Regions from separate parts of the Homo sapiens genome. Here regions 2 and 3 are each linked to region 1. A link is an interaction called in ENCODE POLR2A ChIA-PET data of the cell type or tissue named here. Cell type or tissue: MCF 10A. All regions are shown on one strand.

Region 1 (8,000 bases):
AGCCCCATCTCTACCAGAGTTAAAGTGCCGTGGATCAGGTCAAGGTCAGCTGCCTCCTGCCAGGAAGAAAGACAATTAGGATGAGGAGTGAGTGTTATACCAAAGGGGGTTCATGATTTGGGGCTAAAAGAAATTGACCTTTTGCTTCAGAGGCTATTTAACTCCAAGAGATTCCAAGCTTTGCTTCCCTTCCAGGGGCCAACTTAAAAAAAAAAAAAAAAACAAAAACAAAACTGTGGCCTTAATTATCATAACAGAATGATTAGTCAGGGACAGATGGCTTAAGGTCTATTCCCCATTCTCCCTATAGCTTACACGATACACACTAAATTCATCTTTTAATCAATGTTGTAAATAGCTATCTCCTTTCATTAAATGAGAGATAGTATCAATCTTTAATGATCAGTAATATATAATGTCAGTTTCGTTCCTGTCTGATGTCTATGGGAAGAACTGTGCAAGCTGGTAGAAAGGGATAGGCTCAAAAATGTTAAAAAGCATATAGACATACAAGAATATATAAGTAGAAATTCATATAGATACACTTAGCATATGAATTAAATGATAAAGCAGTCTGAGATCATATCTGCAGTTTAATAGTGAGAAGCTCCAGCTACTTCATAACTACAGCCTTATTCTCTCAAAGCTCACATTGAAAGGCCTTCTGATTTTTAATAGGATAATAGCACTTTGGCCCTTTTGAAAGATGTGGGGTACAATTTTGATAAACTTTCCCACACCAGTCACCAAAAATCCTTCATAAGACTAACGAAATCACCAAAAGTAACTGCATTTATCGAGGAAGAACCTCGCAGGTTAAAGGCTAAGTCAGCATCAGCCTGGTACAGGAAAGTTGTTCTTGAATGGGAGACTTTAGCTCAGGCCACAGAGGCACTACCGGACGGTTTTCTTCTTACACAGCTGCTGAGCTTTTTGGAGAACCTTTGAAGTCGGCAGTGGTGGACTAACTCAGCCATCCCCTTTCACACTGCAGTCATTGTTGAGGGCCTACTGATGCAGAGACTATGTTCAGTATGTAATGGCAAATACCACTTTACCCCCGACTTTCCCTCAAGGAGCTTACTGTCAAGATGAGAAGACAGGGCAATGCTTCAAGTCACAAGTGGTGACCCTAGTTTGCCTGACCTTCATCAATAGATAGGTGGGATGACACAGAGTCACTTGGACCTAAGGATGTCCTGAAAAGGCCCAGTGAGAATTCATCAAGCCTCCGGTGTGTACTCATTTTTTGTTAGTGTTGGGCAAATGGACTGTTTGCAGAACATTATCTTAAAGCCAATTAACATCTTAGTGGTCAAAGGAATTTTCCATTTGCCTCTTGGATATCCAATCCCAGTCCTCGCAAGAGGAAATTTCAATGCCTACAAAAGCATAATGTTCAATATAGCACTGGAATTTAAACCTGAACTTCACTGTCAAAATGTAATATTGTCATCCTTTGCATTGCGGAATTATTTCTACTTTATAAAGAGTGTTCTATTTGGAGACTATCTCATCTTCATAGAATTTAGCCATAGAATCAATTTCCAAATATAATTTATTAACCTCAATTTACACATGAAGTAACTGAGGTCCAGAAAAGTTGTTCAAGACCACACAAAAATGGTGAGCAGAGGCAGGCCTCAGACCCAGGGCCCTCCAACTCCCTATCCAGGCAGGGATATGAATGTGTCAACTGCAGTCATCTGACATCAAGGTAAGAGGATGTGATTAATGGCTGTTTGCCAAGTATCCACAGATCCTAGGAGAAAAACACATTATACAAGTGCAACATATTAAGCTAATTAGTACAAGGGAAATTCCTTGAAGATGGCATTTCAATCAGAAGCTCTCTTTAGAGGTTCCCCAAACAGTAGGTAGCTCTGTAAAGCCAGTTTTTCCCGTGGTGCAGAAATCATAACCACAGTTTGGTCATGCATCTCGCTCAACACAGAGACCTGAATAGAATAAGAAACTGCTTTCAACTCACAGCGAGATGGGTTAGAGACTGAACATTTGCCCTAAACCTGCTTCACTGTAAATAAAACCAAGCTTTAACTCCAACTAAGGCTGGGTACTCTGGACAGGGGAGATAATGTAGAAATAATTGACGGTGATTTCCAGGAGAGATGGGGGCAAATAAAGGAATGTTTGTTGAATACCTACTGTGTGCTAGGCATTTTGCATGGATCCTAGCACTTCGTACTCACCACATCTTATGAGGAAAGGACGATTGTATTCTTCTAAAGGATGAGGTGGTCTTGCAGAGGTTAACAAATGTGCTCTAGGTCACATAGGCAGTAAGTAGCAGGCTCCCAACCTGCATCCAAGTACATCTGACCAAAAGCCCACGTTTTTCCCATTCTCAAGTCTAAGACAAGCCAGTCATTGAGATGATGCTGAGAAAGAACAGAGTCACATCTTAGAGAGAAATTTACCTCTGGCCATAATTTTCCACAGTAGGACCAGCTATATAACATATATGGAGCCCAGTACAAAGTAAATATGAAGGACTCCTTGTTCAAGAAGTATTAAGAATTTCAAGACAGTGACAGCAGAATATGAAATCAAAGATAGGGACCTGCTGAACACCAGGCAACGTACAACTGCACAGATTGTATGGCTATGAAGCTGGCGCTGCACCACTGAATCTGAAGGAATGAACAAGTGAGAAGGCAAGAGTCTTGGAGTTGGGGATGAATCTGGAAATTCATCCTCTGAAACAACTTCTGTGTGGTCCACAAGAGCCTCATATCTCACCAAGGACCTATTCACACACGTGTGAGCACGCGCGCGCGAGCGCACACACACATACAGGCACACGCGCTGCCTAGGGGAACTCACAGATCAAGACTGATAAAAATTACACGGCAAGGCCCTGGGGGCAATTGGAATCCTTTTTCTAATCTCGGGAAAATTCGAAATAGCATCCCGGTGACACAGCGAATGAGAGAACATCACCCCTATTGCAGCTGTCACTTGTATCTGCAATCTGGTGAATTATAGAGATTAGCCACGTCCAAGAATTACTGCACTTTTTGCATGGTTCTGTGCATGGCCCTTCTTAAGGTGGAATTGCTCAGGTTTGTACTCAGCCTCTGGAGAAGACTTAGGAAGTTCCGTGCTGCCACCTAGTGTTCAGAAGCAGGTGCAGGAGAAACCGCTGAAGGCCTCACTACTTCTGTAGGGGCTGGAGCCTTCCCAGAAGCCACGTAGAAGAACGCTGCAAAGCTTTCCTGGGCCTCAGGCAAGCTTATTTTAGAGGTCGCATCCTGCATTACTTCAAAGACACTAAAATGCACCCACATCCCACACTAAATAAATTTACATGTAGCTAAGAGTTGAGTTGCTTTTGAGTTAGTTGGCATGTTTTGTAGACAGTAGTTAAACATTGGTTTTCTTTTTGAATTATGGAGCCAATGTGAGGGTTTTTTGTTGTTGTTGTGGGGAGGAGGGCTTTTTCATATTTTCCTAAGAAAAATATTTGAAAAGCTCCTCGGCCCTAAGCTTGGTGCCTTTACTGGCCGCTACAGTAAGTAGACAGGAAAGCAGAGGAAGGCCATAGAAGAGAAAACATTGGCGATATTTGCATCTGGTTGCCTCTGGGGATCAGTCCACTACAAGCACTAGTCTTTAGTTATGTCCATGTAAAGTTGCAGCCTTGGGCTGCTGAATTTATGTAGAAGAGTCACAGGCAAACTGTGGCCAGGATCTATCACAACTTAGTATCAAGATTGTTTTTTATTTTATTTTATTTTTATTTTTTTGAGATGGAGTCTCGCTCTGTCACCCAGGCTGGAGTGCAGTGGCACAGTCTCGGCTCACTGCAAGCTCCGCCTCCCGGATTCAAGCGATTCTCCTGCCTCAGCTTCCTGAGTAACTGGGATTAAAGGCATGCACCACCACCACACCCGACTAATTTTTGTATTTTTAGTAAAGATGGGGTTTCGCCATGTTGATCAGGCTGTTCTCCAACTCCTGACCTCAAGTGATCTGCCTGCCTCACCCTCTGAAAGTGCTGGGATTACAGGTGTGAGCCACCGTCCCCGGCCCCAAGATTTTATTTTAAAATAACAAAAACAAGAAACTCCTGGTCAGGTGTGCTGCCTAATGCAATTCCCAGAAAAGGCCCCTGTCCTCCCACAGCTCTGTGAGCTGCTGACAGGCAAGAAGCCAATGACAAGTTTCATGTCCTTCCTTCCCTGAATCCCTCCAGGGAATGAAGAGAAGAGGGTGTGGAGAATGACTTTTAATTACATCAGACCATAAATGCTGAAACCCCTTGCACAGCTCTTGGAACAGAGACACAACATGCAAATGTTAATCCCCTGCTTCTCCCGCCTGGATTGTGCCTCTGCTTAGCAGGGACGGGCAACTCCTTGGTATACGAGCACAGAGGCAAAACCAGGAGGTGCAAACATAACCAGCTTCATTTAAATGAGGACAAACTGGAGCAGGAAAAGAACCGGCAAATTCATGTTGGAAGAAGCTAGAGCGGGCATAGCTAGCAGCCTGCTCTCTCGCACAGCTGAAGGAAATCTATGTGGATCACCTTGTTACTTATGGATGGGTTTTATAATCCTGCACCTTTGTGGATTTAAGATTTCTGTAGATTTAGGGCAGGGTTTTATTCTACCAATTAGTCTTTCTTTTCCTCCCTCCCATTATGTGTTCTTCAAGCTCTTTAATTTTATCTTCAACTGCACTGGCCGAGACCGTTTCCCCCATTAACTATTTGTGATCACAGTTTACTGCAAGCCTGCTTGACCCAGCTTATATCTAAGGATTATGGGGTCATGTGATTCAGAGTTGGGAGAGAATAGAATCCAACTCCCTCCAGAGCCAGAGTCTTCTTCCCAAGGCTCTTTCAGACCCTGCCTCAGTTCTACTTCTTCAACAAGGAGGTTGTCACTTTCTGAGGAAGGCTGCTTCCTTTCAGTGGTAAAGAAGCACATCTGCAAGAAAGTTCTTTCTTCTCCTATCCCTTTAAGATTTAAACCAAGATGAGTGAGTGATGCTGTGTTTGGGAGTAGGCATTTGACTCCTTTCTGACACCACTGGGAGCCCCACACGGCCTTGGGCCTTGGCGGATTCCACAGGGAACTGACAACATTCTTTGGAGAGACACTGAAACAACCAGCCCCACTCTATCCTCTCGAAATGCCTCCAAGGATCCCAGACTTTTGTGAAAGGAGGTAGTCGAAGGACTCTAGGGACGCTTGAGCCTAGAAGACGATGAACAACCTCTTTCTTACACTTGAGTCAGGGCTCAGTTCTGCTCTGAGATCCTGCAACTCTTCTTTGTAGACACCAGCCAATGGCACTCTTGAAATTTTTGAAAACAGGATCCTACAGAGACTTGTGTGTATATCTCCACAGACCAAGTATTAAACTACCACTTCAGCGCCATGGTTCTTTGTGATTTTAAATGTGGGTGAGTGGGTGTCCAAGTGCTGAAACCTCAATTCTAGGCTTCTGAAATCTAGAAGGAATAACCATCTGAGTGTGAAGGAAAGAACACAATTTCTTTAAACTCTACACCAGCTGCACAAAAAGAGAGAAGAAAACTAGAAAATTAGCCCTGAGTTTCTGCATCAGGTGGAAGGTCAGCTTCAGAGAGTAGACTGTAGCTCCTGGAATTTGATCCTTCTATTCAAAAGCAAGTGACTGTGGGCTGAGTAGCTCCTGGGCTTGGTGCTACTCAAGGGATATAGGAATGCGCAAGGTAAGCACAGATCCCTAGCATTCCCAAGTTTAAAGAGAAGGAAACAATTAAACAACTAAAAATAGTCTCGAAACCAACTTTACGGAGTAGTGATTCTTCATAAGGAGGATCTCTTAGCCTACTGCTGATTGTGCACATTCCCCAACTTTAACTATGGCCTAAGAAAGATTGTCCCTAAACCAAAAGCTCTTCCATGTCCTACTCCTCCTCCACCCAGCAGAGCCCGATAGAGGGCGGTGATTTTACAGGCCTGAGAAACGTGTTGTGCTCATTTTCTACTGCTGCTGTAACAAATTGCCACAAATTTAGTCATACAAATTTATTCCCTTACAGTTCTTAGGTCAGAAGTCTCACTGGGAGTCATGAGAGAGGGCATCCTTGTCTTGTACCAGTTGAGGGAATGCTTCCAGTTTTTGCCCATTCAGTATGATATTGGCTGTGGGTTTGTCATAAATAGCTCTTATTATTTTGAGATACATTCCATCAATACGTAGTTTATTGAGAGTTTTTAGCATGAAAGGCTGTTGAATTTTCTCAAAGGCCTTTTCTGCATCTATTGATATAATCATGTGGTTTTGTCATTGGCTCTGTTTATGTGATGGATTACATTGATTGATTTGTGTATGTTGAGCCAGCCTTGTATCCCAGGGATGAAGCCAACTTGATCGTGGTGGATAACCTTTTTGATGTGCTGCTGGATTTGGTTTGCCAGTATTTTATTGAGGATTTTCGCATCAATGTTCCTCAGGGATATTGGCCTAAAATTTTCTTTTTTTGTTGTGTCTTTGCCAGGTTTTGGTATGAGGATGATGCTGGCCTCATAAAATGAGTTAGGGAGGATTCCCTTTTTTTACCATGGAATACAATACAGTCATAAAAAAAGGATGAGTTCATGTCCTTTGCAGGGACGTGGATGAAGCTGGAAACCATCATTCTCAGCAAACTAACACAAGAACAGAAAACCAAACACCGCATGTTCTCACTCATAAGTGGTTGTTGAACAATAAGAACACACAGACACAGGGAGGGCAACATCACACACCCACGCCTGTCCAGGTGTGGGGGGCTAGGGGAGGGATAGCATTAGGAGAAATACCTAATGTAGATGACGGGTTGATGGGTGCAGGAAACCACCATGGCATTTTTATACCTATGTAACAAACCTGCACATTCTGCCAATGTACCCTAGACCATAAAGTATTTTAAAAAAAGAAGAAGATGTCTCACTGGGCTAAAATCAAGGTGTCAGCAGGGCTGTGTTGCATTCTGGAGGCTCTAGGGGAGAATTTGCTTCTTAGCTATTTTTAGCTGCTTAAAGCTCCCTGCATTCCTAGGCTGGTGGCCTCTCCCTCCATCTTCAAAATTAGCAGTGTAACATCTAGCAGTGTAAATCTCTATGACTCTGACCCTCCTAACTTCTTCTTATAAGGACCACTGTGATTACACTGGGCCCACCCAGATAAACCAGGATCATCTCTCCATCTCAGGCTCTTTAACTTAACTACATTTTCAAAGCTCCTTTTGCCATATCACCTCACATATTCACAGGTTTTAGGAATTAAGGTGAGGACATTTTGGAGAAGGGGCCATTAGTCTGCCTACTACGTGTGTCATTTGTTTTTTAAAACAAATAATCCATGTTCACTATAGAAAAATTAGAAGACACAGAAAAGTTTAAAATTACAGACTACAGAAAATAACCACCTTCAAAATAGCTCCACTTTGTTCGTTAAAAAAGAAAACCTGACTAAATATTCTCACTTTATAATATAATATGATCATCCTTCCACATCAATAGATATAACCCTATGTATCAGCATTTTAATGACTGTACAATGTTCTACTATGATATTGTACTATAATTTTTGAACATGTAGGTTTACAGTTTCCTGTACACTCAAATAATGCTGTTATCAACAATCCTGCTTATGCATATTTGTACATTTGTCTGATATCTTCTGAAAGTGAGTTTCCAGAAACGTACTGGCTATGCCAGTAGCTGTGGCTCCTTTTAAGGCTTTCAATATCAATGGCCAAAGTTCCCTGCAGAAAGCTTGAGCCAATTCACAGACTCTTCTTCAGAGCTGGGGACTACTACACCAGGAGCTCAGAACCCTGGACAGAATCAAACGTTCAGTACTTTACCAAATTGATAGATAATTGAAATTCCATCTTTGTTTTAATTTGTATTTCTTTGATAGACAGTAAGGTTGGACATTTTTCATATATTTATTTTCTACTTATAGTTCTTCTCTCACCACTTTATGTCCTCTCT
Region 2 (8,000 bases), 110 kb before region 1:
ACACACAGACAAAAAGAAGGATTCCTGGATTGTTTCATGAAACAGAGTTTGCACACCTAGACACTGGAATAACCTAATGCCCATAAAAGAGGTAATGGTTAAATAAGTGGTTATTCATACTACAGAGCCGTCCACATCAGATAACCAGTGTGAGGCTCCTCCAAGTAGGCTAACATGGATAGATGTTCAACAAGTTTACAAAATGTAAATATATGATGCCATTGATATTTTTAATTGGCACGTACAACATAAATTCTACAGATACTTAATGAGCATATATAAATATATATGAAAATGTAAAAAAAAAAAAAGCCATACCTGGAAGTATACTCCTCAAGCACTGAGCCATGCTACCTGGGCAAGGGGGAAGGAGGAAGATTGGAGGAACTGATAAAGGGGACTTTAGTCTTCTCTATAAGTTTATTTTTAAAGAACATTATATCACTTGTGTAATTAAAATTTAAATTACAAAGAAGAAATGGGATCAGAATGCAGATAAAGTGGGAGTGGTTTGGAGGGCTATGCGGGGTGGTAGATGCCAGCGGGGAAAGGGGAAAGTAGAGAACACGCACAGAGTCCTCCAGCTTTCATTACACACCTGCTGAATGCACGTGCAAAGGGGGATGGTGGAACATCACGGAGCTGGAGGGCAGGCAGGGGCCTGCTGGCTGAAGCTGGAAAATAGCATAATGGTTGAATAGACTGAAAAGGAGCACAATACGGAATCCAGGCTGAGAAGCTTGTACCTGGGGAGCAGGCAGTGGGAAGTATCTGTGGGGTCTGGAGCAAGGGAAGGTTGAGGCACAAGGAGTATTTTAAAAGATTGATTTGACAAAAGATAGGTGAGAAACAGGGAGCCTCCCGAAGGCTGTTGAAGGCACCTGGACATGCAGCTTGAAACACCTGAGCTGTGGGGATGCAGAGAGAAGAGTAAACCTGAAAGACAGCTGAGAGCAAACCATGGCAGGAACTGATGAAGGGGAGGGGTGTGGTCAAGATCAGCTCAAACCGTCTAGCCCAGGAGCCCCGAGGAACAGGGAGTGGTACCTCAGAATGTAGCGTTCTAGGCCATAGTTGGACATCTGGGTGGAAATGTCCAGTTGTTGAGTTGCATGCAGAGGAAGGTCTTCTAGTTTCCTTCTGAGAGGGATTAGCTGAAGCCACGAGAGTGTACAAACTCCCCAGCAATGTGAGTGATGTCAATGTGGAGAGGGAAAGACAGAGTCAAGAACTGAAGGAGGAGAACCCACTTGCTCAGAAGTTCAGCACTGGCATTTGAGTCTCCTCCATCAGATGCTATTTACTAGGTGCAGGTGCCACTGAAAGAATTTTATTTATTTATTTATTTACTTATTTATTTTGAGACAAGCTCTTGCTCTGTCACCCAGGCTGGAATGCAGTGGCACAATCTTGGCTCACTGCAAACTCCGGCTCCCAGGTTTAAGTGATTCTCCTGCCTCACCCTCCCGAGTAGCTGGGATTTCAGGCGCGCGCCACTGCATCTGGCTAATTTTTGTATTTTTAGTAGAGACAGTTTTGCCATGTTAGCCAGGCTGGTCTTGAACTCCTGACCTCAAGCGATCTGCCTGCCTCGGCCTCCCAAAGTGCTGGGATTACAGGCGTGAGCCACTGTGCCCGGCCTAAAAGAATTTTATATCTACACCAGGGAGGCCTCTTTCTTTCTTAAGAAATAATTTTTAAAACTAAGGGAGGCCCACAAAGCTATGTGCATTATATTGTAAGAATGCTTTTCCCTGGCAGTCTGCATTCCACTGCACTTTCCTGTTTGAATAAGCCGAGAGCTGTGACACAGAAATGACTGCTGTTTGCACTGGCTGGGCTCTCCAGGAAGGCTTCTCTCCTTTCCTTTGGAAGCGGTTACTGACTAAATGATGATTCTTTGCAGTGGTCATGAGCCTTGCAGTGATCCTCTTGCCTCAGCCTCCCAAAGCGCTGGGATTACAGGCATGAGTCACCATGCCTGGCCCTTTTTTAATCCATTTTGACCTCATGCATCCCTTCCAAGAAGAAAAAAGAGGAGAGTTATGCCTATTTTTTCCCCTCTAGGTTTTTTCATTTGTGAAAAAAGTAGAGTAAGTTATTTTGCCAAGATTGCTTGGTAACTGATTGAAAGAAATAACAAATACCTGAGGAAAGTAACAGACACTTACTAATTGCCAAGCACTGTGCAAAGAATTGTATCTGCATCATCTCATTTATGATTATCCCCTTTATAAAGAGGTCACTGAAGCTTCCTAGGACAAACAGGAGGGAGCAGAGCCAGCACTAAAGCCCAGGTGGTCTGACAACAGAGTCCCTCCTGCTTAACCACGCACTACATATAATAAGGAGGCAGCTTTCATTCTTTTATAATTTAGATTTTTTTGGTTGACCTTTTGTACTAGTCTGTGTTCTTCAGAGAAATAGACCAATAGGATATGTATGTGCATGTGTGTAAAATACGTATTATATATATATTATATGTAATATACATTATAATTCTATATATTATGATATACAGCTAATTGTTATTTTATATATATTATATATTCATATGTATAATATATTATATATTCATATATATTACATATTCATATGTATAATATATATTATATATTCATATGTATAATATATATTATATGTTATATATTCATATGTATAATACATATTATATATTGTATATTCATATGTATAGTATATATTACATATAAATAAAATAAGAAATTAGCTCATGCAACTATGGAGGCTAAGTCCCAAGATCTGGAGTGGCAAGCTGCCCCAGGAGAGCCCATGTTGTAAGTTCCAATCCAAATGCCAGCAGCCTCAAGACCCAGGAATAGCCAATGTTTTAGTCTGAATCCAACATCAGGAAACAAATGATGTCCCAGCTCAAAGGCAGTCAGGCAGGCAGGGGGAATTCTCTCTTACTCTAGGCAGGGTCAGCCTTTTTGTTCTATTCAAGCCTTCAACAGATCAGATGGGGCTAGCACACATTAGCAAGGACAATCTGCTTCCCTCAGTCTACCGATTCAAATGTTAATCTCTTTCAGAAACACCTTTACAGACACACTCATAATAATATGTGACCAGGTGTCTAGGCACCCCACAGTCCAGTCAAGTGGACAGATGAAATTAACCATCATATCCATATTGTTCCCTAGAGCTACTTTGATGGATAGGGGCTATGAATTTGTTTGTTCGGATTTTTTTTTTTTTTGGTCTCTTCTCTCTGAATTCCTCTTCTTAGAAAGAAAAGTCACCATGAGCAGACAGAGAAGAAACTCATGCCACCTTCATTTGGCGACCAGTTCCCAGAAGTCGTCTGGCAGAGACCATGTGATCTTCTTTCAGGGCTGTGCCAGGGAGACCCCTCTACTGGATGGGAGCCTAGGCTACAGGGTCAAGAATTGTCCAACTCTGAGAGTCTGTGTACCTTGATAAATTTGCTCTTTCTGTGTCCTTTTCTTCTTATTTTATGTGAAGGAAGCTTCAGAGCTCAGTGATGGTGAGGCATTTGTTTTGGCTATTCAACTTCTTCCCCAAACTGGAAGGGTATTTTTTAAGGGTGTAGTAAAGTGCAGTCTAAGAATACAGCCTTTGTCATTAGTCAGAACCGAAGCTAAATTTCAGCTCTGCCAACTGCTAGGTATGTGAGTGAGTTCCTTAATCTCTGTAATACTCACAGGATTGTTGCAGATCGAAGTGTTAATGTATAAGAAGCAAGCACTTATGATGGTGCCTGCCAGGTGGTTAGCATCAAATAAGTCTTCACTGGTACTGTTATAACAGAAGGCAGGCTCATTTCACCTGTATCAGTCACTGCCTACAGCCAATAATCAGGCCAAGAGGTCCTTTGTTGCCACCTAGTGGCCATTAATTGCACTACACCACATAGCTAAACCTAACTAAATGCAAATACAAATGCAACTTAGGTGTCTAAATGAAAGAAAAGGCAGGGTAAGATTACGTACGAGTGAAACTACCACCTTCACCCTAGGAAGCTTGATTTTTAGCCTTCTGCTGCTTGGTGACAGGAGCTGCCTCCTCAAGAAAGCACTGATGCATGCACAACGAGATGAAGAACATTTTTTGTTATAAATTGGAAAGTTTATTTTATTATTTTTTTAGAATCTATTTACAAGATTAGTAAAATGTATGGAAAGGTGGGTAGAGAGATAAGCATGTGTTCGGATTAAATAGACCACAGGCCAATGCAGCATGGAAGAAAAGACTTCAGTGACGGATTGTCTGGAGCCCACACAGGGGTTTTCAATAAAATCCAGGCCAAAGTGCCTTGGGCACACTGTGTTGAAGGTTTTAGCAAACTCGAGCAGAGAGCAAGCTTCCAACTCACCTCACTTCCTTCCTCCCTTGCTCCCAAGCTCCACAGAGACATCGTTTAGGGAGAAAATAGTTAGGTAGTCTCCTTCCATTTCTCCAAATGTCAAAGTGAAGTCCAACAGAAAGCAATTAACAGATGTCTGCCCAGCAGAGAGTGTGGGAGTACCAGTCAGCAATGAGCACAAGGCATATCTTAGCATATCACAGGGTGGCCCCATTTACTCCCCATTAACCAGCTAAAAATAGCCTCTCTACTTCCTCAGCTTTCTGTCTTTATTAGAATCAGTCCCAACAGTTTAGCTCTTTCCCCCTGAAAGCTTCCTTAAACAAGTGGCAAGTGAGAGAACTAAATGTGGACTCCGCTCAGGTGCAAATTTCCCCAGGGAATTTCTAGCCCCTCCCTGCAGGTAACCCACCACCAACTATTCCTAAAATCTTACCCCAGGCCCCACTCAGCCAGCCCCCATACCAGAGGCAGGATAATAACCAAACTGTCCCTGGAGAGGGACCAGAGTTGGTTGTCGGGGAGAGATTATATGTGGTTAGATAGCAAGATCTTATTTGTGACATTAAATGAGCAAACCATAAAGCATCTAAAATGATTAATTTCTCACTGGCGCTGTCAGTGAGCTGTCATCAACTGACAGTTATGTCATAAGTGTCATTTTTAATGTCACAAGTCTATTCCCCATCAATGTCATTAAACAATTATGTTTGGTTTATAAAAAGAAAGGGGGAGGGAGGGGGGATGCGTGGAAAGCCATATGTAATGCTTAAGCAATTATATACTTTGCTGTTCCTGGATGGCAGTCCCCGCCAACAATTAAATCTTACTTGATTTGTTCATTTAGGAGGCAAATTATCAATTATTTGGAGGCGTCAGCCTGGGTAATTTTTTCCTCTCCACTGGCAGCAGCCACGGTGCCCTGCCAGGATTGATATCAACAGGATGGAGACAGAGCTTTGATAATGAGCCCTCTCAGAGCCTGAGACTGCAGCTCTGCTCTCTCTTTTTTTGTGCTAGGACTGTTGTGTTTTCTTTGTCAGTGTTTGGCATATGGGTGAGACGGCTAATTTTGCGAGCTGTTTAAATGGAGATAGATCTTCTAATAAGTATGCTTCCTCCTCCTTCCTTTTAAACATTTTGGTAAATATAACCTGTTAGGCAGCTCCTCACTTCTTCTCTTCTACCTTGGTTTTTCTTCATGCTAGTTATGCCGGGGCCACATTGCTCAACTCCCACTCCTGCCCCAGGTATCTGCTACGCATCTGTTTCAATGGATATGTTCACCAGAACAGCAATACCAATGACCCTTTCTGATTACTCTGTAGCATCAATGGAGAAACAGATGTATGTGGTGGGGAGGAGTCTAGCCTGGGTGAAGATTTAAGACCAGACTTTGTGAGAATGAAAAAGTGAAAGGCAGGAGGACACTCTTGCATTCTACAAAGGGATCCCTTTCTGCACTAGGGTTTCTGGGGTCAGGCCTAGAAAGAGTAGGTTTCTTTCTAAAGCGTTAAGGAGCAGGCCAGGGAGGGCCTGAAACATTTATTAAAAAAGAGACCCTTATATAGAATGCCGTCTGGGCAATTGTCATTTACACCTTGAGTCCTCATATAGATCTGACCCTTTCCTGGTGGATTCCAGAAACCGGTACATAACTGTACTTGGTTCAGTTTTATGACTTTGGCTTCTTGTTGGCATCTGGGGTGGACATCTGTTGTTTTTGCCTGCCAGCATCTTTGCTCTTCTGTAAAGAAGACTCCTGATTTTCCTGGCGGAATCATTTCTTGCTTACTCTCAGACCATGTACTTTGGGTGTGGTTGGCCCCACTCCAGGCTTCAGGGGTGAACAACTGGCTAAGGCATGATCCATAAAGACATCCTATTCCCCTGGCCACAGTAATTAGTTCAGAGAAGGAACATGGCTCAAATTGATCCAATGGGAGCCCACCTGGAACTTTTCCTGGTACTAGTGAGATGGAGTTTGAGTCTGGAAATGCTGGGGGCTCTCTTGCCACTACAAGCAAAAGTGTGTCTGAAACTGAAGCTAATACAGAGAAGAGCAAAGATGTGTCATTCCAGGTGGCATTGGAACACCAGGTGGCATTGGAGCCTCCAGTGTGCCTGCAGTCAGTGTAATCCTGGGCTTTTTAATGAGATCAACCAATAAACTTCCTTTTCACTTAAGCTTGGTCAAGATAGGTTTCTACCCCTTGTAATCAGGAAAATCCTGACTAATTCAGATTTTCCTTCATTCTCAGTTCTCCGGTTCTTCCTTCTTGCATTTATGGCCAGTTTGTCTGCGAATGTCTGTCTCTATTATTACTCATATAATGGCTTCCATTTTGTTTTATTGTTGTAGCTTCATTTTGGTTGGATAGATTGTCCAAACTCTCTCCCCACCTCCATCTATTGACCTAATGGTGGTGGAGGGTTCTGGATGGGGAATTACCAGCCTGCTAGCTTTTTGAAATCGTATCCTGGCGTTTAGAAGCTTTTTGCACTGGCTGGCTGGATTGAAACCAACTCTTTGAATTTAACACTGAATGTGGCTAAGACACATGTAAATATTACTCAAGAGTCCCTTACAATCTTAGCAATAATTAAATGAAGAAAGATGAAAGGGAGGAAAGAAGGAAGAAGAGGAATGGCAGAGTAGGGCACAGACCCCCATCTCTTGCCCCCATATCCCATGTAAACACAGTGTCGTGATGTCACACTGCCATTTCCTGAGGCCACAAATGCGTAAGACCTTTTAAGCCACTGGGCTATGCACAGTGTGGGAACCTGGCCAATGCTTCCATCTTAAGCATTATCCAGCTTGCAGTGGCCATGCCTCAAGTTCTCACTCTTATTTTTTCAAATATTCTTTCCCTGCTTAGCCCCATCCATTGAATAACAGTTTCTCTCCATCCCCAACTTCTCCAATTCTCTGGCTATGTCACATCACATCACCTCCTTCCTACCATTGTCCCATACTCTCTGCCTCAAGCTCCAGGGAGTCTCCAGTCCTTAGGGACATTATTTATAAAACCACTCATTTACACTTAACATACAGAGGCTTACTGGTATCCACTTTAAGGTGAAGTGGAAAGATAGCCACTTAGAAATGAAGAGGGTGGTTTATTGCACCTGGCATAGCATTTGGATGTGGTCTACTCACTGCCAAAGAGAAACCTGGCAAAAAGTGGAAAATTGAATCCTGTTTTGTTCACACACCACTCATGCCAAAGATGTTCCGCTGAATTGACAGGCTTTCCGACTCAATCGATTGGCTCTTTTTGTCATCTGGTAGACTCAGAAACAGTTCTCCCTTGAGCTCTTTAGTTTGCAAAAGATAAATACACACTGACTTGAAAGAACAATGGAGTAGAATAAACATGTGTGTCCTCTAGCTGCATTTTGCAAGCAGAATAGGAGAAAGAAAAGAAGAGAGAAAAAAATGGGTAGGGTGGCAGAAAGAGCTGGGGGCTGGAGGGGGAGATGGAGAGAAAGAGAGAGAGAGAATGACACCTGATGGCAAATCTGCCTAGACCGCCCCAGCTGTGCTATGCTGGAAGTGTAGGTTTGCCCTACCCCAGCAGCTGTAGCTAGGGCCCAGGTGTTTCTGGAACATTGACGTGATTCTGTGGTTGATATCAGAACTAATGCCAGG
Region 3 (8,000 bases), 150 kb before region 1:
TAGCCAGCATGAGTTAAGTCACCCTTGCACTCTGGAATAAATTAATTCGTTCAAGAAGGGAATGAATCCTGTATATGTGAGTGTGTGTGTGGCGTGGTGGCGGGGGGGCGGATTTGGGGGGATTGAGGGTAAGAGAATTGAAAATCCACTTGTCTGAGATTATTTTCATCTGTCTCGCAGTTTTATAACTCTTTCTGAAAAGGTCTGATTCCTTTTATTAACAATTGTGAAGGCTTTTCTCCCAGGCTGAATTTAAGAGGCCAACTCTGCATAGGCAGATAGTGATACATTGCAGAGCTCATCGTTTTCTGTTGTGAACTACAAATGGCACACGTTTGTATTTCATAAAATCAGCATAAAAGCAAAAAATGTATTGGCTTGGAGAGTGAGTTTGTCCATCAATGTAATATTCCTATTAGTGCAGCTCTTCAGCTGTGGAAAAAAACCACATTGTATTCCAATAATTAAATAGAGCAGGTGAGTGTTAGGACTTCCACATTAGAAACTCTCTAGTTACACATTGCATATATTTTATTATAGGGCTGGAGGGAAATGAATTTTGCATAATTTTCCGAAAATCCTCACTGCATGTGGAGGCTACAGAAAGCCATGGCTGTTCCCTTAGACTGATGTTTAATCAAGTCCCTTCCTCTCCAACCGGCCACTGAGATGATGCTGTTCAGTCTCCCTGGGTCACCCACTGTCCCAGGCCTCTCAGTGCCAGTCTCAGATACCTCTGGTAACATGACTTGCTATTTCAGAATGCAAGTTGCATAGCAGGTGCAAATTCTGTGATGGAACTTGCAGAATGGACAGAGCAAAATCTCACCAGTTTCATTTCATCTGTGCCCAAAGCAGACTTTATAAAGCAATAAAGACTGAATGTCTAAGGACTTAAAAGAAATGTGCTGTGTTATCATCAATTTATGAAACTCCCACAAGGAAGCAGGCATGATACAAAACATACAAATTGTATCGTTGTTGCCTCTGGAAGTTTAAATGGCAAAGTACAAAATGTTGAAATTGGATATTACTTCTGTCTCACCTCTTTCCTCTCTCTCCCTAACCTTTTTTTAAATTTTCTCTTTTGCCTTTGAGTTTGAAGGGTTCCCTCTGGCGACTAGAGCTTGGCGAAGACTCTGAGTGTAATATCGTAGAAGACACCGAGGTGTGAGCCACTTCTAAATACTGGGTCGGGGCTAGGGCCACGAGAGGGGAGTGGCGAGAAGTGTGTGTGTGTGTGTGTGTGTGTGTGTGTGTGTGTTGAACAAAGGGGTGCAAGTTAAATGGGGCTAAAAAAGAAGGAAAACAGATGGAGATATTGACTAGGCTGTGTTCACTTTGTTTCTGCGATACATCCTCCCTCCCTACCTCCACATTACCATCCAACCCTTTGGGAATTACTGGCCACAAGGACCTTTCCCTGCTTTTGGACATAAGCCTCATACTCATTGCACAAACTCTCCTCTGTGTTTAGAATGTGTCAGGCATTACGGAAGCAAGGATGACAAGGGCATGGCTCCCACTCTTGACAAGATCCTAATCGTGTGCTGAAGACAATTCTGCCATCCCAGTACAGAAGAACATGTTCTACAAGGACTGAGCGAAGTGCTAAGGGAACAAATGCATCTGTTCTGAGTGTCTGGGGCAGCTTCAGAGGACAGGGGACATCTTATAAAAGGCTGAAGGAGATAAAGAAATTCTGTAGAATTCTGGGCAGAGAAGACATACACGTAGTACAAAAGCAGAAAATTGCTCAGCCTGTTTTGAGCGATGATAAATTCTGTTGAAGAATATTGAAAATAAGAGTTGTAAAAGTTGGTTTTACAACTGTTTTACAACAGTTGATCTTACTGTCAATTGCTTTATATGCTACAGTTAGCCGAGTCCTTTTAATTGCAAGTAACAATACCCAGGCTGGAGCTCAGGTTTGGGACAGGGAGAGTTGTTCTCATTGTTAAGAAAAACTATTATAGAAGTGCTAAGATGTCTCACAGGACTCAGGAAGAAGGATACAGTTAGGCTTCAGAAACAACTGGAAGCAGGCCGGGCATGGTGGCTCACGCCTGTAATCCCAGCACTTTGGGAGGCTGAGGCGGGTGGATCACAAGGTCAGGAGATCGAGACCATCCTGGCCAACATGGTGAAACCCTGTCTCTACTAAAAATGCAAAAAAAAAAAAAAAAAATTAGTTGGGCATGGTGGCGGGCGCCGGTAGTCCCAGCTACTTGGGAGGCTGAGGCAGGAGAATGGTGTGAACCCAGGAGGCAGAGCTTGTAGTGAGCAGAGGTAGCACCACTGCACTCCAGCCCGGGCGACAGAGCGGGACTCCGTCTCAAAAAAAAAAAAGGAAAAAACTGGAAGCAGAGACTTGCATATTGTCAGTAATCCAGTCATCTAGATATCACAAATTTCTGCTCCTCTCTCTCTCTCTCTCTGCCTGTCTTTTTCTCTGCATGATATGTACGTGTGTTGTTTAAATGCTTTCTCATTTACTTTTCTTGTCCACAAAATGAGAAACATGGCTGCCAACGCACCCTGGCTTTCAGTCTTACATTCAAGGAATGCAAAGAGAAAGTGACTTCTTTTTACCCATTTCAGTGCCAAAATTCCCAGGGAAGAATTTAACTCAACTTAGGTTATGTCAGGTATCTATGGAACAATCTGCTATGGACATGGGGCATTACAATGTTCAAACCAGCATGGGTCCTTTGCCAAGTCCTCAACCAATATAAGAAAACTGGGCACTGGGGGAGGGATGTCTTCATGCAGCTACTATTCTGCAGCCTATGGATAGACAGAGGGTCAAATCCTCAAATTAAAAAAAAAAAAAGATAGTGCTGAGCAGACAGTTCTATAGGAGCCCACTCCACCATGAGCTCCATTCAAAGCCACAGGGAAATATTACCAGCTTCAAGGAGACAATGACATGGTCTGATCCAATCTGTCCCCAAGATACGGACAACAATCTACTTCGGAATTTACCATAGCATCTAATAATTTTATTGTCAGCAAGTGTTTCTTTATATCTGACCTGTCATATCTACACTTCCTTTAGAGAATATGAAATATTCTCCTCATGACCACAGACTCAAAGACAACTAGTAAGTATTTCTAAAATGTGTCCCCTATAATCAAGCACTGACAAAAAGACTGCCACGTAGTGAGTATTCGGCTAGGTTCTAGGTTTTTAATAGCAACTAAGATCCAGTCCATGCTGACAAGGAGTTTGAAGTCTGGGACCTAGCAAGACGGCAAAGACAAATCAAACCTCCACCAACTAGCCAGCAGAGCATTTGGTTATGTTTCTCTGTCCCCTTCTGAAGACCCAGCTCTGTGAGAACTCGGAGGATGCAAAGACTGCCTCTCCCACTGCCCTCCCCATCCCTGACCTCCAGATGTTTGGGTGCCAGCAGGTTTGAACCCAAGATAGGCAACTCTGCACCGAGAGCTCCTCTCCCACTCGCTGGTGTGCAGTTCAGTCACAAAAGAAGCCCTCTAGTTCACAGGCTGCTGAGCCCTGACAAGGAGGAAGCAGAGGGCTTCAGGCCGAGCACAGCCAGCCCACGAGACTCTGTGAATCCACTCCATGGATGCTTGCTTGCCCAGAGGAAGTTGGTACCCTGAGTCTATCATGCCCTTCCTGGTGACCGAGCCTCAGCACTTCCTGAAAGAGTGAGCAGCCTGAGAATCAGGACACCTTGGCTCTCACCCACAGGGAGGAAAAGAGGCAGATAAATACTCCTGGGAATCAGAGAATCGAGCTTAGAAGCTCCACGATCTGCCGGATCAGCTGAGCTAGGCAGAAACTACCATTGCTGGAAACCAGGGCCAGAAAAGGAACATGTGGGTGGCACACGCATGAACATCTGGTGCTTCTGCTGTGACTGGTGACTCTTCCACTCCTCGTTGGGGGGGACACAGGGCCAGGAGACTGGTCCTACCACTTCAACCCCAGCTGTAACCCTAAACCCCCAGCCGAGTTAAACCCCAAATCATTACTCTGGAGGCTTGGGGAACGGAGGCAGGAGTTGGCATTATTTTTCCACGCAAGTCGGAGCCTGAAAGCTTTGTTTCAGCATAGGCGGAAGCCTCCACTCCAGGGCTTGGGGTGGGCTCGGGAGGCCGCCCGCCGTCGGCCTGACTCACAGCGAGCTCGGCGCTCCCTCTTGTGGCTTCTGTGTTCCCCGTCAGCCTCGGGAAGCTGCCGGCCACCACATACAAATGGACTCCGCGTAGTTAAGCTGTCAGGTCTAATGTATTTATTTGACTCTCTCCTGTTAAAATGATTTCTCTACAGCACTGCGGTTATTTACGACTATTGTCAGTACAAGGCGATGAGAAGGCAGCAGCAGAGGAAAACAACAACAGCTGAAGGAAAAGTTCTGTCTGGGAGGGCTGGGTGGCTGGGTGGCTGGGTCCCGGGCTTTCCCGCGGCTGCAGCGGCTGTGTGTTTACTTTATCTGCAGCGGGGGCTTCGGAGCTCATCCATCCATAATGCAGAGCCCATTGCCCTCAGCCCGCAGTTCACGGCCAGCCCCAGTGAGCGCCCTTGCGGAGGAGCTGTGGCCCGGGGAGGACACCCCCAGCTCTTTTGAGCGCTAAACATTTTCACAGAGACCCCGCGAATGGGCTTTTGGCTTTTCTAGGGTCCAGATCGAGTTCTTTCTTATACAGAACCTGGGACCCAGATGTCGTCCCATGGTTTGTCATTTTGGGTACTGTTTGCCAGAATGCCGTCCCTGGGTAGCAGCATCCACGTCACCTAAGAATTTGTTAGAAATGCATACTCTCAGGTCCCACCCCAGGTTGAAAGAATGGAAGTTCCAGGGATGGAGCCCAGTCATCTGCCTTGTAACAAGCCCTCCAAGAGATTCTGATGTGGGCAAGTGTGAGAATCACAGACCTAGAGAGTTAAGCCCCAGGACAGACCTTGAAGTGAGTTTCCACAGAGAAATGACCCAATACTCCTGCACCCCAGTCTCTTCCTTCTTTTAAAGGTTCCTAGAGGCCAGGTGAGTCCCAACCTCCCCTGGAGCTGATTTGGAAAATGATCCGCTCTGACCTGCAGTAGCATGGAACAGGAGTGATCTGAGAGAAGCAGGATAAGGTAGTGGTTAATGACACAGGTCCTGCAGTCAGTCTGTGTGCAAATTTAGATGACTCCACTTACTGCTCCTGTGATCTTGGGGAAATGACTTAATCTCTGTAAAATGAACATGAGATAGCTTTATAGGGTTATTATGACTAGATGAATTCATTCAGAAAAATTCTTTGAAGAGTGGCTGACATGTAGTGTTAATAAATGCTAACTGTGATTCCATTTTGTAATATTGGCTTCCATGTCCATCTCCAAGTCTCAGTCATCACTCAAAGCTGCAGGTTCATGGATAGATCACTTGTTATCAGAAGACCTGTGTTTATATGTAGCCTGGGCTGCTTATAAGCTACAGCACTTGGTGTAAGCCACTTAGCTTCTCTGTGCCTCAAATTTCTCATCTAAAAATCAATACCTATCTCAAGTTTTCATATAAATTATCCCATTTACTCCTCGCACAAGCATTTGTGCTAGGAAAAACAGGTCTCTCACGATGCTCATTATACAAATGAATCAACTAGGACTCAGAGAGGCCAAGTCATGTATTCAAGGTCACACAGCAAGTAGACGGTGAAATCAAGACAGGAATCCATTTCATCTGAGTCCAGGTCTAATAAATTTTTATGAGATAATGCCTGTGAGGGCACTATACAAATGATGGTTATTATTGTTGTTATTTTGGAGGGGCAATCAGAAGAAAACATCCCATTTTCTGAATGTGAATTCAGGAAATTAAAATAACAAACCATAAAGTCCTTCTGAAAAAAAAAAATAAATCAATAACACCAAAAAAAAAGAAAAAACCAACAAAAAATAGAACATTCCGCTATAGAACAAGCAGCAACATTCTGCTGCTATGATTGAGATAAAATCACAAAAATAAATAGAGAAGTGACACCACCATTTTCCCCTTCCTGGGAGATGTGTCTGTGTTCATGAAAGGTACGGAACTGACAGCAGGAGTGGATGGTGTATTTATTCCTGGGACAAGCACGGCCTCATCTGTTTAGCATTTATATAGTGCTTGCCTCCTCTGCTGCACCAAGGCGCCAGGGAGAATGGGTTATCACTGTGAAAGCTGAGGAGCAGCTGAGGTCCCTGAGCAGGACAGAGGGTCTTTCCACAGCTCCACTCCACCCCACCCTGAGTAAGGAAGGGACTGGGTGGCTTCAGACCCTCTCTGCAGGTTTGCCTGTGCTGCTCATCAGCAAGGGATTCACAGAGAAGGAGCCCAGGAGGAGAGATCTCCGGAAACACTCCTCCTGAGATGTTCTGCAACAAGCAGCTTCCTTCCCCCGTGTGGTAAGGAAAAGAAACCTCCTGCAGCTGATCTCTGGGAAATTATCCTTAAACACTGATTCTATCCTGACCCCCATCCCTTTCCCTATAAATCTTCCATAGCCTTCCATTCCTGCCTTATTCATTCTTAACTTCTCTGCCTAGTTTCCAGCCCTGCTCTTCCTATCTGGTCCTATTTTCCTGAGCTCCCAATTGTGGTCTTCACTTTAGATATACTATGATGTTATGGAAGGTGCAAGAGACCTAGAAGTGAAGAGCTGGGCCTGTGAACTGTGTGGCCTTGAGCAAGTCTCTTTACAGTTCTGTGCCTTGGTTTCATCTTCTGCAGAATAATGCCGGGCTCCTTTGAAGATAGAAGCTTGTGAAACATCTGTCATGTGTTTCAATGTGCTGTTCTATGTTTTTCTTTTTAAAAAATTTTTCCAGGAGATCCTTTGCCCTGGAGGATAATGAGATTTTTTTATTTTTAACAGAAGTAAGAAAGAGTTAAAAGTCTGCTATTGTTGGTAGAAAGAATAATTGAATTTGCATCTAAACAAGTGATGTTGTCTTGAGATGTGATTTTCTGAATTTCGTGGTGTCCCTTTTAAGTCTAGCAAGAATTAAGCCTAAACATCTCTGTTCATGGAATTTTCTCAGAGTCTAGAGAAAGGAACCCAGTGGCCTATAACAGCTAAGCTGTGAGAGTCACTGCTGTACTGAAGAAGGAAGTTATTTTGCAGGGCATTTAGGGGGTGATGGGAAAAAAGAAGGCACAGAGAGAAGAACAGAGTTAAAAAGGAAGTTGGATTTGGCTCAAAGGGGTACATGTGCATTAGCCCTCTGGTTTTTCTCTCTTACCACAAGGGAGCTCTGCTCCAAGGAGATGTTTCACAGGCTGCCCCTGGGTTACCGCCACAGCAACACTGATTTGGTAATGCAGCACGGTGAAGTGTAAACACACTTCAGGGCTTAGCTTAGGTGGGTCTCCTTGAGTTTCAGTGACACAGATGGGACCCAGATGTCCCCATAGCACCCCACCTGCAGCCTCAACAGTGAGACAAGAAAGGCTGCTGAGCTGGCTGTCAAAAGGCCTGCCATGGGGCTCACTATGACCAGGGAAGGGGACTCAGAGCAGAGGTTAGGTGGGAAGATGGAAGCTGTGGCAGAAACAGAAACAGAGGGGTCTACCAGGCAGGCCAGGGAAGTCAGCTAGAAAGGACTACTGCCCTTGATCAAACCCAGGGGGTGACACTAGCCACTGGCTTCATCACTGGAGGCCAAAAGAGAATCCAAAGGCAACATCGACACTTCTTCACTATCCCATCCTAGAGCCAAGTGAGTCCCTCACTCCCACCCTGCCACACACCCAAGCATTATCTCAGAAAAGAAGAGGAAAGAATAGGAGAGACTGAGTACCATCCCCAAATTCGGGACATTACCTTAGAATAAGCCATGTTTTATATCATGGTAGATTAAACTTTAGTCTCTTTGTCATCACTCAGGGGATATGGGGGCTTGTAAGGAAGACCAGATAAGACATAGACCACGTTTGCTGAATATGAGTATATATAAGGAATTCAGGCAACGATTCATTAGACAACTTTGCCTATCCCCTACAGAG

The links. Peaks named below come from ENCODE experiments on the same cell type or tissue, not always from the same donor. Only the 100,000 strongest peaks of a DNase experiment are listed, where the experiment ranks them.
Region 2: POLR2A ChIA-PET joins it to region 1 with 19 read pairs; 4 of 35 experiments call an interaction of 5 or more read pairs at or near these places.
Region 3: POLR2A ChIA-PET joins it to region 1 with 19 read pairs; 2 of 35 experiments call an interaction of 5 or more read pairs at or near these places.

What each region holds. Positions count from the first base shown.
Region 1 is chr1:209,351,368-209,359,367 of GRCh38, forward strand. No RefSeq gene overlaps it. Among named protein-coding and RNA genes, the nearest start is that of LINC01698, 17 kb to the right of the region's middle. In MCF 10A, CTCF peaks have their summits at 3,134 (motif pointing left) and 5,957 (motif pointing right); DNase peaks (open chromatin) are centred at 3,134, 3,604, 4,214 and 5,954.
Region 2 is chr1:209,244,993-209,252,992 of GRCh38, forward strand. The region is part of intron 2 of LOC105372896 (a long non-coding RNA gene); the gene reads right to left. Among named protein-coding and RNA genes, the nearest start is that of LINC01696, 76 kb to the right of the region's middle. In MCF 10A, a CTCF peak has its summit at 3,869 (motif pointing left); a DNase peak (open chromatin) is centred at 3,859.
Region 3 is chr1:209,203,673-209,211,672 of GRCh38, forward strand. LOC105372896 (a long non-coding RNA gene) reads right to left here. Exons shown (of 5, transcript XR_922530.4): 5 at 7,762-8,000. Among named protein-coding and RNA genes, the nearest start is that of LINC01696, 120 kb to the right of the region's middle. RefSeq lists an enhancer at 4,218-4,277. In MCF 10A, a CTCF peak has its summit at 4,161 (motif pointing left); a DNase peak (open chromatin) is centred at 4,179.